Regions from separate parts of the Homo sapiens genome. Here region 1 is linked to region 2. Evidence: read pairs that join two places in POLR2A ChIA-PET (ENCODE). Cell type or tissue: HepG2. All regions are shown on one strand. Each heading gives the region's core, and the rest is flanking DNA. Links, peaks and the distances in the headings are about the cores only.

The links. Peaks named below come from ENCODE experiments on the same cell type or tissue, not always from the same donor. Only the 100,000 strongest peaks of a DNase experiment are listed, where the experiment ranks them.
Region 1: POLR2A ChIA-PET joins it to region 2 with 60 read pairs; 6 of 35 experiments call an interaction of 5 or more read pairs at or near these places.

Annotation. Positions count from the first base shown.
Region 1 is chr6:41,574,278-41,582,924 of GRCh38, forward strand. It overlaps FOXP4 (forkhead box P4), which reads left to right. Exons shown (of 17, transcript NM_001012426.2): 3 at 3,709-3,804. Among named protein-coding and RNA genes, the nearest start is that of MIR4641, 20 kb to the right of the region's middle. RefSeq lists enhancers at 4,100-4,723, 4,724-5,346, 7,260-7,761. In HepG2, for the core only: no CTCF peak of the experiment used is centred there; a DNase peak (open chromatin) is centred at 4,224; H3K4me3 peaks cover 887 bases.
Region 2 is chr6:41,515,847-41,524,493 of GRCh38, forward strand. LINC01276 (long intergenic non-protein coding RNA 1276) reads left to right here. Exons shown (of 3, transcript NR_120347.1): 3 at 3,530-4,006. It overlaps FOXP4-AS1 (FOXP4 antisense RNA 1), which reads right to left. Exons shown (of 2, transcript NR_126415.1): 2 at 8,049-8,379. Among named protein-coding and RNA genes, the nearest start is that of LINC01276, 18 kb to the left of the region's middle. In HepG2, for the core only: no CTCF peak of the experiment used is centred there; DNase peaks (open chromatin) are centred at 2,375, 3,645 and 4,105.

The DNA.
Region 1 (8,647 bases), core at 261-8,260, 58 kb after region 2:
CCCTCAGTGGAGTAAGCCCTGAGCAGTCAGAGGTGTTTGGACTCTGCCACTTCCTAGCTGTGGAACTTCAGGCCTCAGTTTCCTTGTCTGTAAAATAGGGATATCAATACCTGCTCCACCTAGCTCAATGTTGTGAAGCTTCAATTAAATGTTTGAAAAAGTGCTTTGAAAACTGCAAGGCAAATGTTAGCTGTTAAGTTTAGTGTCAGCCTGTGCCAGCCTCCCGTATTCAGCCTAGACTAAAATGAGTTTTGTGAGTGGGTATCACATGTCTGCTGTGTGCTGGTGGTTGGAGATGGGGGTTCACAGCTACAGTTGACAACATCTGTGCTTTCAAGGAGGCCCCAGTCTGGTTGGCATATTCAAAGAAAGTGGGGCTGGGGATCTGCCGGAGTTAGGACCCATTATTTCCCACGTCTCTCTGAGGTGGGCAGTCCAGTGATCTCCAGGCCGCAGTGCCAGCAGGCAGTGTGAACACATCTGGTGCAGCAGCGTGGTCGATGTGACCCTCCTCGTTCACCGTGTTAACTCGCCCTTCAGATGGCGAGACTCCAGTTAGTGCTGCCACCACCTCTGGGAAGCCTTCCGAGACTTCCCCAGGTAGAAGAAAGCCTTCTCTGACCCCTGGCACTCACCCCCACTTCAGGCTGACTAGTTTCTTATCATTCGTGTTTTGTTTTGTTTTGTGTTTTGTTTTGTTTTGTTTTTTGAGATGGAGTCTTGCTCTGTTGCTCAGGCTGGAGTGCAGTGGTGCCACCTCGGCTCACTGCAAGCTCCACCTCCCGGGTTCACGCCATCATTCTGCCTCAGCCTCTGGAGTAGCTGGCACTGCGGGCTCCCACCACCACGCCTGGCTAATTTTTTGTATTTTTAGTAGAGACGGGGTTTCACCATGTTAGCCAGGATTGTCTTGATCTCCTGACCTCATGATCCGCCTGCCTTGGCTTCCCAAAGTGCTAGGATTACAGGCATGAGCCACTGCGCCTGGCTATCATTCTTTATATTAGAGGCTATCATCACAGAACCTGAGCTGTGAGCCCTGGGGGGGCAGAGGCCACATTCTGTTTCTGTGTATCCCCAGCCCCTAGCCTGGTCCCTGGCACGCAGCAGGTACTTCATAGATGTGAGAAGAGTGGTGAGTGAGGACCCATGTATGAGAAGGAATGGTGGGAAGCTGAGGGAGGGGAGCCTTGGCCAGACCTAAGGTCTTACCTGGCTCTCATCTGGCCTGGTCTTGGCAGGAAGAAGGAAAGGGGTTGTGGGTAGGGGGTGTAGGGGGAGGAAGGGCCTGTCACAGGGAGGGGGAGGTCTCAGGAATGAGACTGCAAGGCCTTGCCATTTTTTTCCTGTAAATCATGTAATTTCATGCTCCAGGGGACCACAAAGTAAGAGAGTCAGTGGGGAGTCAACTCCCCTGGCCACCCCCCACCCCACCCCAGGAGACTGAGCAGGGCTCTGCCCCCAACTGCCCCCAGGAGCCCCTCCCTGCTGTTCCCTCCTGTCCCCCGGGGATCTGGAGTGTGTCATCTCCCCACCCCAACCAGTGTCCCTTTTGGGTCGCCTGGGCTGGCCAGCCTCTCTGAGCCATCTTCTTCCCCTACCCTTGTGCCCTGGCCTCTGACCCCTGTACCCCCTCAACCCTACTCTACCTCCACCTTTGGAGGACAAAGAGCACTTGTCAGTAGACCTGGAGGAGTTTGTAAAAGCAAGGTAGTAGAGGCAGGGGCTCCTTCCTAATGACCACCTGACTCCCTGCCCTTCCTCACCCGCAACCCCCCCCCCCACCCTTCCTCCTCTTTCCGCAGAGCCTTTTGACTTAGAAAGGTCAGATTTCTGCTTTCTGAAGTGAATCTGGAAGAGGAGAAACATCCTGTCCCCCTCTGGAAGCCCAGGGCACTTCTCTGGGTGTGACATCCAGGGAAGGAGGTGGGGTGGGGGTGGCCTGTGAGGAGCACACCAATCTGAGCTCCAGGTTTGCTGCAGGACACCTTCCCGTCAATAGGCCAGTGCATATTTAGTTGCCCTCCTAGGGTAAACTAGATTTAAAGCCTCAGGAGGCTCGGCTGTTTGCACTGATGATGAACGGACGCGAAGGTGGTTGTGTGTATATGCTTGGTACACAGTGGTCACTCTCTTTGCTTGTTGAGCGATGATGGGTGGTGCAGCCATATCCCACCTTAAAAGGTTTTGCCTTGAAGGTGCTTGTGGTGGGGTAGGAGAATAGGGGCCCATACAGAAAAAACAAGTGTATGTGTGGACAGATGTGAGAGAGAGCCACAGGCGGGCGCATTTCGTCTAATAAGTGCGCAGGGCACGAGGCTATGTTGGGGAGAGGCTGGAGGAGGTGAAGTGGAGAATTGTGGAGAGATTAATGAGAGCCGAAGGGAGTGAATACTTCCCGAATGCCAACTGGATGCCAAACATTGGTCCTTTAATCCCCCTAGTAATTTGGAGATGGGTAGTTTCCCAGTTTTGCAGATAAGGAGACTGAAGTGCAGAGAACTGGAATAACTTGCCCAAGGTCGCAGCTGGCAGGCCGCACAGCTGGGATTCAGACCCAGGACTGCCTAAGGTTGGAGCCCTGTGTCAAGGGCTTAGACACACCTGCACTGGCTCCCAAGGGGGTCTTGAGCAATCTGGAAGCAGATAAATTTTGTGCTGCTGAAATGTGGATTCAGAACTTGCCTTCAAACCTCCCACTGAAGCATAGTGAGGACATAGAGGGCTTGACTGGCCTCATAGATAATTTCCTGGGCCCTCCTGACCCCTCACTCCTACCAGACGTCTCACTGCCCATCAGTTTACCTTCCGGGCCCCTCCTACTCCTTGACTGTCACACTGACCCACTGGAGTGATTCCTCCAGCAATCTCCATATGCCTCCCACTCGTATGACCCCTCTGGCTCAGTTCAGTCTAAGCCACTGTGGCCACCAAGCCCACAGCACGATGGTCCATGCATCTCTGCTGATAGTATACCTTTCAGAACTTAATCTAATTCCTCCAGCAGCATGCATGTACAATCCTTGAACTCAGAAAGTCACACGGTACTCAGACCTTGTGCCACTGACCCCAGGGCTCTTCCCTCATCCTCCCAACTGTGTGCTCTGGCTCCACAGTGAATGCTACTTTTTAGCCCCCAGACTGACCACCCAGTAAGGCAGTTGGCCTTGGAGCCAGGCTTCCTGGGCTCAAATCTTGGCTCTGATGCCGCCTAGCTGTATGATCCTGGGTAAGTTACTTAACCTCCTGGAGACTCCGTTTCCTCATCTGCAAAATGGGGCAATAATCCCTACCTTACAGCCTTACAGAGGAAGATTAAATAAGCTCTTGCCTGTACAGTGCCTGACCCATAGTAGATGCTCAACAAATAGTACTGATTTACTAATGCCCTGAGTCAACCCCCTTTATTTTCCTCTAAGAGTCCCTTTTTGACCATGGGCCCTTCCATTTGCTGTCCCCATTGAGTCCTAACAAAACTTCACTGGGTCCCAGGCTGAGTCTGTAGAGGCTCTGATCCCTGAACCCCAACAGCTCTTCTCAGTGACTTCTACTACCCTTACCCCAAGCCCTTATGGACCCATGACCCTCTCACCCCCAAGACCTTCCACCTTACCCTGATCTCCTTCTCCTTACTGCCCCAAACACTCCCTAATCCCTGGATCCCACCCAGCCTCCCAGGCCATTGCTGACTCAGCCCCTGTCTTGCAGGCTCTCCAAGTGGCCCGGCAGTTCCTGCTGCAGCAGGCCTCAGGCCTGAGCTCCCCAGGGAACAATGACAGCAAACAGTCTGCCTCTGCTGTGCAGGTGAGGAAGAGAGCACCCCGCTGGCTCTGGGTTGGGCTGGAGTGTGGGCCTGGCACAGAGGGAGGGCAAGGACCCGTTGGAGAACTGCTCTTGCCAGTTCCAACACCAAAAAGTGGGCAACTTTTCAAAGGAAATACAGTCACTGCAGGGGTGGGGCAAAAAGGCTTCCCACTTTCTCTCGTCTCCACCTGATCAGCCAGACCTTCCGCTAGCTTAGCCTCTTTGTCCCTGTCACTCAAAGTTTGTCTGCAGCTCTCCCTGTCTCTTTGTACCTCTCTCACTGTTTGTTCTCCCCTGCCTCTTCCCTTCAGGGTCTCTCTTGGTCACTTCTCATGTTTCTGCGTCCCTGTCGGTCACTCCCTCTGTCCCTCTGTGTTCCTGTGTCTGGGGCTCAGCCCCTCCCAGGCCATCTCTGTTGCTGCAGTCACGTCACCAAGTCCCCCCTTCTCTTATCCTCCCCCCTTATCCCTCATCCACCAGCTCTCTCGCAGTCTCTCCATGCTTCCTGTCTCTTGATGTCTCTCTGTCTCTTTTGTTTTCCTTTGCACAATCTGCCCTTTTTTCCCCTTCTCCCTTCCCTCCAGCTTGCCAGCCCATCTGGCTGGCTGGGGGAGGGGAGATCTGTGGGGGGTGGGCGGGGGGTGGGGGAGCCAGGCCTTCTGTTTACCTTTTGTGTCACAAAGAACTTGGGAGAATTGCAGTCTGAGTCCGGGTTGGGTCACTACTCGGGCAGCCACTCCCCTCCCCCTCTGCCCAGCAGCCCGGGATCCATGCTCCCCCCACCCCTCCCCCAGCAGAGGGAGGCTCAGAATTGGGGAAGGGATTAAGCCAGGCTTTGAAAGGAAGTTTATCTAAGGGAAGAAGGGTGAGTATGGTTGGTTCTGAGCTGGAGGTGCTCTGGAGTCTGGGGCTGGGTGCTGAGGGAAGTGAAGAGGAGGGTGGGGTGGGTGCAGGGTGCTCAGAGAAGGACCCAGGACCAGGCTTTGTCCTGGGTGGAGATTCCAGTGCTCTGACAAAGTCTGAGTTTTATGTAAAACAAGTTTATGTTTGGAAAAAGTTCAAGGTGCCCAACAGATGTGCAGCCTTAACAGTAACCCTCTTAAAATTCTTGACCCTAAGGAGACAACCCTCAAAGGGGAGGAGCTGGGCAAAGATCAGGGCGTGGCCTGGGGTGGAGGAGGGGAAGACACAATCTGGAAAGTCAATAAAGAGAGGAAGAGAAAGATCTCATCAGAATGAGATCTAAAAGGTTCTCATACCCATGCTGGTCAGGATTGGGCCTCTTTAAATTAATGATCCCCACATACAATCCCAGGGTTTGAAGTGGTCCTTGGGCTTCCACTCTGAATCCTGCCCGCCCTGGACCCAGCTTAGAACAGGAAGGAGTAGGCTGGACAACAGCAAACGTTCCCCCAAACCAGAAAGGGGCTGCTGACCCAGGGGTAGGAGGGTAGGAGCTTGATGGTAGTGGGAGGGACTGGGGTAAGACATCTAGAAGGACTGCTCAGCTGGGGATTAAGGGTCACAGATCTGAAATAATTGAGAGCTGAAGGGAGACTATGGAATCTTCCTTAGGAAACTCCCTCCCTCCAAAATAAGAGAGGCCTAGAGGTTTCAGAGTCAGAAAGACAGATAAAATGATGTTTTTCTCAGGCCTTCTCTCTCCTTGTCTCATTACTTCCAAAAATTCATTGATTGATTCATTCATTCATTCAACAAATACTTACTGAGTACATCCCAAACTAACAACTGACATATACAGAGTGCTTACCATGAAGTGTAGACACTAAGCGCTTTACAGCTATCTCATTTATCCTCACAGTCCTATGGGAGAGGTGCTATTCTAGCCCCATCTTGCAGATGAGGAAACTGAGGCCCAGAGAGGTTAAGAAAGTTGTCCAAAGTTATACAACAAATAAAAGACAGAGTGAGGATTTGAACCCAATAGCTCCAGAACTCACACTTTTTTTTTTTTTTTTTTGAGATGGAGTCTCTTGTTGCCCAGGCTGGAGTGCAATGCCGTGATTTCAGCTCACCACAACCTCTGCCTCCCGGGTTCAAGCAGTTTTCCTGCCTCAGTCTCCCAAGTAGCTGGGATTACAGGCATGCACCACCAAGCCCAGCTAATTTTGTATTTTTAGTAGGGTTGTATTTTTAGTAGGTTTTAGTAGCGTTGTGTTTTTAGGTTTTCTCCATGTTGGTCAGGCTGGTCTCAAACCCCCAACCTCAGGTGATCTGCGCGCCTCTGCCTCCCAAAGTGCTGGGATTACAGGCGTGAGCCATCGTGCCCGGCCAGTAGAACTCACACTTTTAATCTCTGCATTGTGACGATCCCTTGTGCTTGGCACAATATTGGTAATAATGCCAATATTTCCCTGGTGTAGAAGCCTAGGCCAGATGGTTCTCAGGGTCTCAGGGATATGGGGGTTCTTGGGGCCATGGAGCCATGCTTCCCCAGGAGCCTGGATTCCCTACCTATATTGATCCCTCTATTTCTTCTCCAACCCTGAATACCTTCCTTGCCTTCTGCCCCTATTCCTAAGTTTATTATCTCCAAGGAGGTCAGATCCTTGTCCTGAAGTAGGGCCCAGGGCCTTGAAATGTTCTTCTATGAGCTCAAGATTGGTGAGGGGATAGGGGAGAGCAAGGACTGGGCTCCCCACCCGAGCAGAAGAGTGCATCTTGAGCCTGAGTGCAGTGGATAATGAAGGGAGATCAAGCGCAGCTCCTTTCCCAGGGCTCCCCACAGAACGCTGCTCTGCTCCCCAGCAGGATTTTCTGCCCACGCACCTCCCAGCCACGTTCACCATCCCTCTCCTCCAGAGCCAGCTTCAGAAGAGTTTCCAAAACTATTGTCAGGTCTCCAGCTCCAGCCTAGTGAGGGGCCCTCCTTCCAGGCCTGGACCCCACCAGGGAGAGACCTATCATAGAAGGCAGCACAGGTGGCCGAGAGTTGAGGACATGATGGGGGCAAAGGTGGCTGGGGCCTTGGCTTCGTCCATCCCCATCTGGCATTTTCAGAAGTTCTTCTTTATATCTCACTGCTATCTTTCCTTGCTGCAGCTGCAGCCCAGGATTAGTTTGAGGACTTCTGGTCATTTGCAGGAGAGTTTAAGCCAAACCAAACTCTGGCCTGATCTCCCCACATTGCCCCCCACTCACAGGGACCCCATACTCAAGAGACAATTTGGGTTCTTGACCCTGGCACCAAATTGCATTCGTTCCCACTCTCAGCCCTCAAATAAGCTTCCTGTGTGTCAGGCACTGTCCCTGTTCCTTCCAGTCAGACCGTCCAGCCGAGCACGCTGTATTCATGGGTGGGTGCAGGGTCCCTGAGGGAGGGGCTGGAGGCAGCTGCCGGCGTTTGGCCCAGGGCTCACACTGCCAGGGCTTAAGTTAGCACTTAGCTGCCCAGCTACTCTCCAGATGGTGACTCATGGGCCCTGCTGAGCCTGCTAGCTGCAGAGCGCCCATCCTGAGGCATCTGAGCCTGGCAAGGGGCCAGCGGGACACCAGAGGAGCTCCAGCTCAGTTCTCAGACCCCCAAGGGGCACAAGGAGAGGTGGATGAGGTCAACCAACTCAGGAGATCAGCATGCGGCAGCCACTTCCCAGACCCTTTGTGACCCCAGTGGGCCACCTCGAGACGAGTGCACACCATGTAATCCATCCAGATCTCTGTAGCAGCCTCCATAGGCAGCTGCTCAGCCAAGTGGCAGGAAAAGCAAGTGCCAAGGAGGCCTTCCAAGGTCATCTCTTCCATTCCCCTGCTTCCAAGGAAGAAAGGCCCGAGGAAGGAAAGGCCACATCCTTTTTTCACATGCTCCTGTCAGTGACTCACAGTCCTGGTGCCTGGAAAGATCTTCTGAGTGTCTGGTCTCAGTCTTTCCTGTTGCGGGCCACGTTCGTCTCTAGTTCAGCTCTCACAGCAGTGAGAATGAGTGGCCTAGTGCCTTGGTCCTCAGTGACCTTTGTCAGGCAGCACCCTAAGGCACACCAGGGGAGGAGACAGAGAAGGAGGGGAAAGGGAAAATCCAGAATGTTTTAAAAAGTGATTTTCTTCACGTTTACATAGAATTTAATGGCGTACAAGTCACTTTCACCCCTGCTCCCACTGTCCCTTCCGGGTCAGGGTCAGGGCAGGTTATTTAACCTCTCTGGGCCTCAGTTTTCCCATCTCATCTGTGAGATGTTAATGATGATGGCACCATCCTCACAGGGTTGCCGTGAAGATTCCATGAGATACACGTGTAAAGGGCTTAGCCAAGTGCCGTGCTGGGCACATAATAAGCAGTCAGCAACGTCTGCTAATGATGCAGGGAGGGCAGGTGCCCCAAATCCCAGTTAGCCGACCGGGAAAGTGAGGCTTGGTGATTTCAAGGCTAGTAAATATCAGGGACAAAAACCAAGGTCACCTGACCCAGAAATCTAGGGCTCTGAGCTCACCTGCACCAAGATGCCTCTCTTTGTTGGGCACCCCCTTGGGAGGAGGAAAGAAAGGACAGTGGTACTTGTTCCATGTCTTTGGATGGCAAAACCCACCTTCTTTGAGCAGCCTCCCCAGCTGCCTCTGGAACACCCAACAACAGACTTAGGGGCTGGCTCTGGAGTTGGGTCTATGCCGTTGTCTGCCTCCAACCCCAGGCCCACCACATCCACCCCTGCAGCCTGGCTTTCAGAGAGTCCTTCTAGGATACAACCGTAGAGTAGGAAGTTAGCCTTTGGGATCTCAGCCTCATCAGCCCCCTCAGCCTCCGGACGTCCCACCTCCACATTCTCTCCCTAACCCTTCCCAAGACCTGCCCTGCGGTGGGGCAGGCAGCATAGGATGTGAAAACCCTGGG
Region 2 (8,647 bases), core at 310-8,309:
AGAATATCCCAGAAGCAAAGCATCATCTTGAGTTGGACACACCAAGGCTTGTCTCCTGATACTTCTCGGCCTCTTTACACTGGCTCAGTCCACTTTTTGACACTGAAAATTGGTTCTGGACATAAGTGCTCCAATCACCCCTAGGAATGCTGGAATTTGCGTGAGAAGGTATCTTAGAGAAAGGTTAGATGTGAGCGGTTCCCTGGGGGCAAGGGCTGGGAAAGGGGCAGGAAGAGTATGGTGGCTCTGCCCCCCCGGGAAAAGTTGAAGGCCCTTATTTGGCATCACCACTCACCTAGGCCTTGGTTGTCCAGGAAGGCCTGGGAAACAGGGCGACAGAGTGTCTCGGGTCTCCCCTCCCCTCTACCCACCCCCCAGGCTTTACTCTGGGTCAGTTGAAGCCTGAAGTGGCTTTTAAGCAATTAGACCAAGCACTGGGCACTTTCAAATCTAATTGTTTCAAAAGCCCTTGAAGGGTTTGAGTCTGAGCTCTTAAAATGCCAGAGAAGAGGGAAATCAGTGATGGTGGGAAGTGTGCGGGGCCCAGCTCTCTTCCCCTGCCCCTGTTTCTGCTCTCCATCTTCTTGAGGATGGAGCGAGTGGACAATTTAGAGCAGAAGGGTCCCTCCTCCCCAGGCTCTGAAGGTTCTGTATCCCCTTCCCTGCCCTACTTCAGGTATCCAAGTAACTGTTTAATCAAACTCTATGCCCTCCCCACCAAATTGATGAGAACTAGGGCCGTCCAGTAGGGAGACCCTGACCCCAGTGGGCAAAGCATCTCACCATCACCCAAGAAAACATGTCAGCAGCCTCACTGTGATTGCACACCTACTCATGGGCTGGAGGCTTGGGATTTTTTAAAAACCTCCTGACCTCAAGGAGACCAACAGCCTGACAAGGGAGAAAAGAGCTGCTTCAAATGGGCAGAAATGAGAGGTTGAACTTAAGAGAGATGCAAAAGCAGTGAGCTCCAGGAACACCGAACTGGGTGGGAGTAGGGCCAGAACTGGAGGAGAGAATTGAGGAACGCTCCATGGTGGAGGGTGACATTTGAGCTGAGCCTGAAGAGTCCGTAGAATTGTGCAGGTCAAGTTAGAAAGAAGGGTACATTATGAGTCCAGGGAATGAACATGAGCCAGAAGTGATCATGGAAGGGTGGAGGCCCCTAAGGACTCACATCCATCCCATCATGCTCTGACTCAGTTTCTTTGTCTATAAAATGGATCACTAGACTGGCTCAGTGGATTCTATTCGTGTTCTCCTGAGCTTTGGAGGTCCACAGAGAAGCTTTGGACCACTTATGGGCCAAGTGGGAGAGCAGAGGAGGCAGGGTCTAGACCTTTGCCTTCAACTGGAGCTTTAACTCTTAGCTGTTTTATATTTTGGATTTCGGTATACTTTTGAGTCATTTTGTCCTCTGCAAACTACTGGGTGGATGGGTCCCTGGATATCTTCCAGCTCTGAGCTCAGGGTCTTCCTCATGATCAGCCACTTCCCTACCAAGAAGGACAGAGAGAGAAATCTATGCAGAGCCCTGAGGGCCAGTGGGGTGGAAATTCTACCCCAAGTTCTGATGTCCTGGAAGGGCTCCTGCCCAGCTGCCCTGGGGAGCTCAGCCCATGACCAAACTCAGATGGACTGATGGGTTTGATTCCTGGAGATATATCATTAAAGCACCTCCCTTTACATTTAGGTAAAGTCTCCCAAACTTTTTTCATGAGGAGAAATTGCCTTTCCTTCCATTGAAGGTGCAAAAAAGACAGCTTGGGTTGCTGCCAATATACCTACATGCTGTCAGAGGGTGTGGATGCCACTACCCACAAAGCCCAGAGTTTGGACAGCAGCCCACCAAACAGCTTAGAGGTGTCCCAGCTAAGCCTTCGAGATAGGATGGAGGGTCTCCAGGAATGCCAAAGGAAATTGTTGAGGAAATCAAAGAATGAATGAACAAATAAAGAGGCCACTGCCAAAATGCCCTTGAAAGGATCACTTTGGAAGCTGTTATTAGTCGTGTTTACCTTGGTGTGAATTAAGTATCTTAGGGTAAGAGTTGCTAGGAGGAAGGAAAGGTTTTGGAAACTGGATGTCACTATATAAGGAAAGAATAATACAAAAAGAAAGATGATGGGTGCAAGACAATCACTCACATAACTTCATCCTAGTCTCCACTACCCCCAGCTCCTCACCTTCCCTCAACCCACCCCCAGCCTCCTCCTCATACCCTCTCCCTTCTTTCCTCCCTGGAAATGCTCCCCAGCTCAGGGCCCAGGTGCTGAAAGGTGCTTTAACGTGAGTGAAAAAGTATTTGGCCTGGAGCAGGGGGACCGGAAGGGGGTGTCAGTCTGTGCCATCTGAAGGGGTGTGGCCCGCTGCATGTAAACATGGAGGAAGGGAGTGGCTTCCGGCCTGAGCTATGGGCCCAGGGAAGGACTGGAAATTCCTACCTGGCCTTCTGCTGCCTCCCCACCTGCCACTGCAGCAACTTCGCTTCACAAACAAAACAGAGACGGAAGTCAGTGGAGTCTTTGCAATGACATCTGCCCCTGCTCAAGTCCTCTGCCCTTGGGAGGTCCCACGACAGGCCTTGGCTCCAACCTTCAGCACCCAAGACCCCAGGATGGCCCATACTCTCAGGGGCCCCTGCCCTGGCCCTGGCCCACTTTCCTGGTCATGTTCTCTTAGGAGTGGCTTCTAGCTATAAAAGCCCAGGTAGGCTTAAGACAAGCAAACAACAATAATAACAACGAAACCCACTTCCCATGGTTCTCCCACAGTTATAGGTTGAGAAGTCAGATGTGTAACTTAGAGCAGGTCACTTAAACTTTCTGGATTTCAGCGTCTTCCTCAATGGACAAAACAGGTCGGAAGACAGTTTGAATCATATAAGGTGCTCTATAAGGGTTGGGGATAAATATTAGGCCATTTAACTGTGGGTTCAAATCCTGCCTCCACCTCCCACCAGCTGGGTGATCTTGGGCAGGTTATTGAATTCTTGGTGCCTCAGTTTTCTCATCAGAGGTGCTCCTGTGACCTATGTTGCAGCTTTGGGAGGTGGATTAAATGAGATAATGGATGCAAATCATCCAGCTCAGTCCCCACAGTTGGTAGAGGTTAGTTTTCTATTACTATATTTTGTTGAACCTAAGACTGTAAGATGCACCATTATTTTACGATCCACTAAGAAAAAAATACCACTGTCAATGAATTGTGAGACGCCTTGAAATGGAAGAGATACTGTATTATTGGAAGGACAAGTGGGGAGTGGGTGGGAAATGGGAATGTCAATCTTTTTCCACTTGGGATGCATCCTGGAATCCAATGCCCAGCCTGCATCCCAGTTAAACCAAAACCTCTGGAGTACAGCCAGTAATCTTTCTGTGACTTGGTTTCCCCATATGCAAAATTGGGATAATTATAGAATCTACTGGGGCCATTAAATGAGTTGATTCATGTAAGCGATTTAGAACAGTACCAGGCCCACAGAAATGCTAAAGTAATTGTTAACAACTATTCCTCTCTCCACCCCCAGGTCCTGGCACAGGCTAGGTGCCTTCTGACTGTTGGTTGATGCAGGAATAGACATGATCATGTGACTGCTGCCCTCCCTCCAACCCCCATCCAGCAGGGAGAGGCCCACTCTGGCCTCTGGAAGCCGGAGAAGAGGCTCACCTGCCCAAAGGCCTTCTGTCCAAAGTTCAAGGGAGCCCCACCCCTCCCAGATGCTCAGCTCACCCCACCCCCAACAGGCAGGGCTACAGTGTGGTGGGCACTGCCACACCCGGACCTGCCACAACCTCTTGGAGTCAGTGACAAGAACCAAACGCACCCCAGCCTCCACCCCTCCCCTTTCCTGCTTTTATTATTTTCTTTTCCATAAAGATTAGTCTGTGTTGCTCCTCTATCAAGGCCTGGAGGATAAACATGTGGTCCGGAGGCAGAGAAACCCCAGGCCTGAAGGCCCCACTGCCCCCACCCCAGCAGCATAAACCCAGGGCTTTTAAGCAAGGAATGGTTTTCAGTAAATCTCTCCTATCAGCAGAAACCTTTGAAAGAGTTTGTTTAAAGGCCAGGGAGATAAACAGCAAGGAGAAGTGTTTGTTTAAGATGTATGTTCTGTGTGGCCACTCTGGGGCCCGGATTTACATCTCTGGGGAGAGGAACCACTCGGAGGCCAGGGTGGGGGCCTTCCAGGGGCACCTTGGGCTCCCGGTGTGGACTTCAGCCCAGGCAGGGACCCATGAGCTCAGGGGAGGGAAGTTAGCTGGACTGCACTCACAGGCCTCTCCAGGCTTGGGGCAAGAAAGCAGGGGCTGAAAGGAGCTGCAGGAAGGGAAGAAGCCCTGTAAAGGAGGGGAGGGGTGCCTGGAAGGACCTGCTGGTTGGAATGCAGGCAGAAATCCCCTAGGAAGCCACCAAACACACACACACACACACACACACACACACACAAAGCTCAGAACAGGCTCAGGCTCAAGGCCCACCCCAAACAGCCTCATACTCAGCAGCCCAATACACAGCTGGGTATGGCCAGCTCTGTGACCTTGGACAAGCCACCTAACCCAGAACTAGAGCCCTAGTTCCTCTCTGCTGTGAAAACAACACACCTGCCTCAAAGGGTTTTGAGTTTTCCTCCTGTCATTTGACAGATATCGCTTGTACACCTACCGTATGTCAGGCACTGTTCTAGGTGCTTGGGATGCAACAGTAAACAAAATACAGCCTCTGTCCTTTTGGAACTTAAAGAGGAGGAAGATAGGCAATGAGCACAATAATCAGTAAATTAAATACTCTTCGGAAGGTGACATGAGCTATAGAAAGAAATAAAGCGGGTACAAAGACCTGGGAAAGGATGGTTAGGTTGGACCTCCCAGAGAAGGTGGTCCTTCAAGGAGATGCAGGTATCTGAGGGGAGAGAAGCTCAGGCAGAACCCTCAGCCAGGGCAAAAGCCTGGAGGATTGAATAAAATACCTTAGGGTAGGTGCTGAAGCATAGTCCTGTGGTCAGTAAATAACGTCCAATGTTGTCATTATACTGAAGCAGTTACTGAGGCCTGGGATGGGCAGGGAAGCCTTCAGGGAGGATGCAGGACTTAAGCTGGGTTTTCCCTGGAATTCCTTCTCCCTGCCAAGTGGAGAGAAAGGCCCTGCAGAAAAGCATCATGGAGGTAGAGAGACAGGAGAATGATGGCAGAGCTCATTCCCCAAACCCAGTGGTGGCCAAGGGGTGTAGGGACCAACGCAGCTGGATTCTCAAGGAAAGTCTTTGGCCTGGGTCAGGAGTCTGGGCTCCCAGTTCTGGCTCTGCCCCTTGCTGGCAGGTGATTTGGGGCAAGTGATTTGAAGCTTCTTGCGTCCTTCTTTTCTCTACGGTAAAATGGGAATAATATATCCTCCCTTCATTGAATTGGTTGAGAGGATGAAAAGAGATATGGGGCCAGGCGCAGTGGTGCACACCTGTAATCCCAGCACTTTGGGAGGCCGAGGCGGGCGGGTTGCCTAAGCTCAGGAGTTTGAGACCAGCCTGGGCAACACAGTGAAATCCCATCTCTACTAAAATACAAAAAATTAGCTGAGCATGGCGGCATGAGCCTGTAGTCCCAGCTATTTGGGAGGCTGAGGCAGGAGAATTGTTTGAACCTGGGAGGTGGAGGCTGCAGTGAGCTGAGATCGTGCCACTGCACTCCAGCCTGGGTGACAGAGCGAGACTCCGTCTCCAAAAAAAGAAAAAAAAGAAAAGAGATATGGTGGGTGTTTCTGCCTGGAACATAGCAGATGCTCAATAAACATTGGATTTGCATTTTGGGCTGTCCTGTGCCCTTTCAGACTCCTTTTGGGCACTTTCCTGAAAGGATGAGCCAGATGGTGATGAGTCTACTGGGTCCCAGACTTGGAGGAGAAGACGACTAATAGCTGAGCATGGTCCCCACGTAGCTGAAGGGCTGTCCCGCCAGAGAAAGCCTAGATTTGTTCCAAAGGGGCTCCAAAAGGAAGGAAGAAGTTTCACGGACACAGATTTTCATTTGCACTCAGGAGGAATTTGGCAATGGTCCGGGCTATTTAACAGCAGGATGGACCTCTATAGAGACAGCTAGCTCGTGCTATTAGGAATTGTGTGGGCAGAGGTGGCTGAGTTGTTTTTTGTTTTGTTTTGTTTTTTGTTTGTTTTTTGTTTTGAGACAGAATTTCACTCTTGTCACCCAGGCTGGAGTGCAATGGCACTATCTTGGCTCACTGCAACCTCCACCTCCCAGGTTCAAGTGATTCTTCTGTCTCAGCCTCTCAAGTAGCTGGGATTACAGGCGCGTGCCACCATGCCTGGCTAATTTTTGTATTTTTAGTAGAGACGGGGTTTTGCCATGTTGGCCAGGCTGGTCTCAAACTCCTAACCTCAGGTGATCTGCCTGCCTTGGCCTCCCAAAGTGCTGGGATTACAGGCGTGAGTCACCGCGCCCAGCCCTGAGTTTTGGGTAGAGGTAGAACAGAGAGGTGGGGACTCCTTCTCTGCGAAGTTTGGACCCGTTGGCTTCTGGGATCCCTTCCAGCTTTGAGATTTGGGGATTTACCTCCATTCCTTGCCAGGCTTCACAGTCCATCAAGATCTACCCATACAACAGATTTTTTCCAATCCTTCACGGAAATTTGCCTGACCCCTGTGTCCTTTGGCTTCAGTCATGTGATGGGCCAGCACATCTGAGAGATGCATCCATGCTAAATTTGGAGTGGTCACAGATTAACACATTAGTCCTTCCAGGTAACCCAGATGCAGGTTTACAGGGTCTTGGATCTGTCAACTTAAAGGTAAAAGGAACAGTGGAACTTCTAGCACCGGGGAGGGACCGAGGACAGATATGTTTGGGAAAACATGCCTGAGAAGTTCATCAAATAGTGCCTAGTACCCTCCAAATCCTTCTTACAATAAGATTAACTTTAGCTAAGATCACAAACCAGAGCTCAAAGATCTGAAGGGCTGGAGTGCCTACCTTGGCCCCTCTTCATGAGCCAGGTGAAGTTCCAGGGGATCTCTGGACACCTTCTCCTTGCCCTGTAGACGCCTTGCCAAGGAGAACCCGCTTGCCTGGCAGCTGTAAGCCAGCACTTTTCTTTTCAAAGCCTCTGAGTCTCCTTTCCCTCCTCCTCCTTCCTTCCCGCCTCCCCCCTCAACACCCAAAAAAGGAGGATGCCCCTTCTGTTGAGTACACAGCCTGCAATTTTGCTGTCAAATCTCAGCCAGGAGGTCAGTGTTGTGACTGACTGTGTAAGGATCGCTCCCTTAAGGGTAATTACACTAAATTCCCCTCTGAAGGACAGCTCTCTCTGGATAGAATACAAGAAAACTCCGCATCCCCCATTCACGGAAACTCATGATTTCTGTGGCTGTCACTGGTACTCTGGCAGCGAGACACTTCGAGGTTCTCCAACCACTCGGAGGTGAGTATGAAGGCGGTGGCCGTGGCAGCACCCAGGCCATGGAGGTGGGTGGCCAAGCGGCAAGATTAGGGGCGTGGGGTCCAGAGGGACCCCTCTGGGGAGCTGGGGTCCTGGGTGGCCAAGCAGGAACTGGGCCACAGACAGGAGCATCTCCACCTGAGCTGGCCACGCCCTGAACAGGGAATGCAATGTCTCTCCACTGACATTCACCCCGGGAGAACACCCCTACACATGCACTCATTCCTTTGTTTAACACATTGCCTTAGAGCACTCATCACCTGCCCTGCACTGTACTAGGCACTAAAGGGGGACCCGCGATGGGGCAGCAGCCCCCTCTGCAAAGAGCTGGAGCACTCGTTGGCAAAACAAAGCACTTACATGTGAAAGGTGAATAAATATCCAAGCCTCCTCCATCCCCTGCATCATCCCCAGACCCTATCAGAGGGGCAACACGCTGACCCTTGTCCCCACCTGCCCTGAAGGAGGCTGGCAGCTAGACCTTTCAGGTCTAGCAGCCACACTTCCACTCTCCCCACCCTGGGGAGACCCTGGCAAGAGTTGGGGAGTCACTCACCCACAACAAACAGTTAAAAGGAAGAAAGCAGGTCTGGCGATATCAATGCACTTTGATAACAATAAACTCTGCTTTTAATTTATGCTAATGTGTAGGGCTGTGGTGACAGTAAGAACTAAATTACAGAGTGGCTTTCGAGCTGGTAATTATCCCTCCATTTTTCGCTGCTCTGGAAGATGGACACACAATTATGCTCTCTTGCTGTATATTAATACAGATTCTTGACATCTTCAGCAGACCTGGAGCTGTCATCGAGCTTTTTGTCTCCTTTAATTGAAAATTAATGGTTACTAGGTTGCCACGGAAACAGAGGCCACGGACGCCAATGGCGCTCACGTCTCACCGCGGGACTGGCGGCGTCAGGAGTCCGGAATGACCTTGAAAGTTAAAAGAAAAAAAAAAAAACTTAAAAAAGAAGGGGAGAGGAGGGGAGAGGAGGAGAGGAGGGGAGGGGGACAGGAGGGTGGGGGGGGTGTTCATGTCAGAACTGAGAGAGAGACAGAGAAAGAGGAGAAGGAAAGGAGTGAAAAGGGGGAAGAGGGAGAGAAAAGAGAGGAAAAGAAGAGATTAAAAATTGAAAAGAAGAGAAGAAATTCCAGGAGGTTGGGAGTGTGGATGCTGGTGAGGGGAAATTAAGTTAGTAAG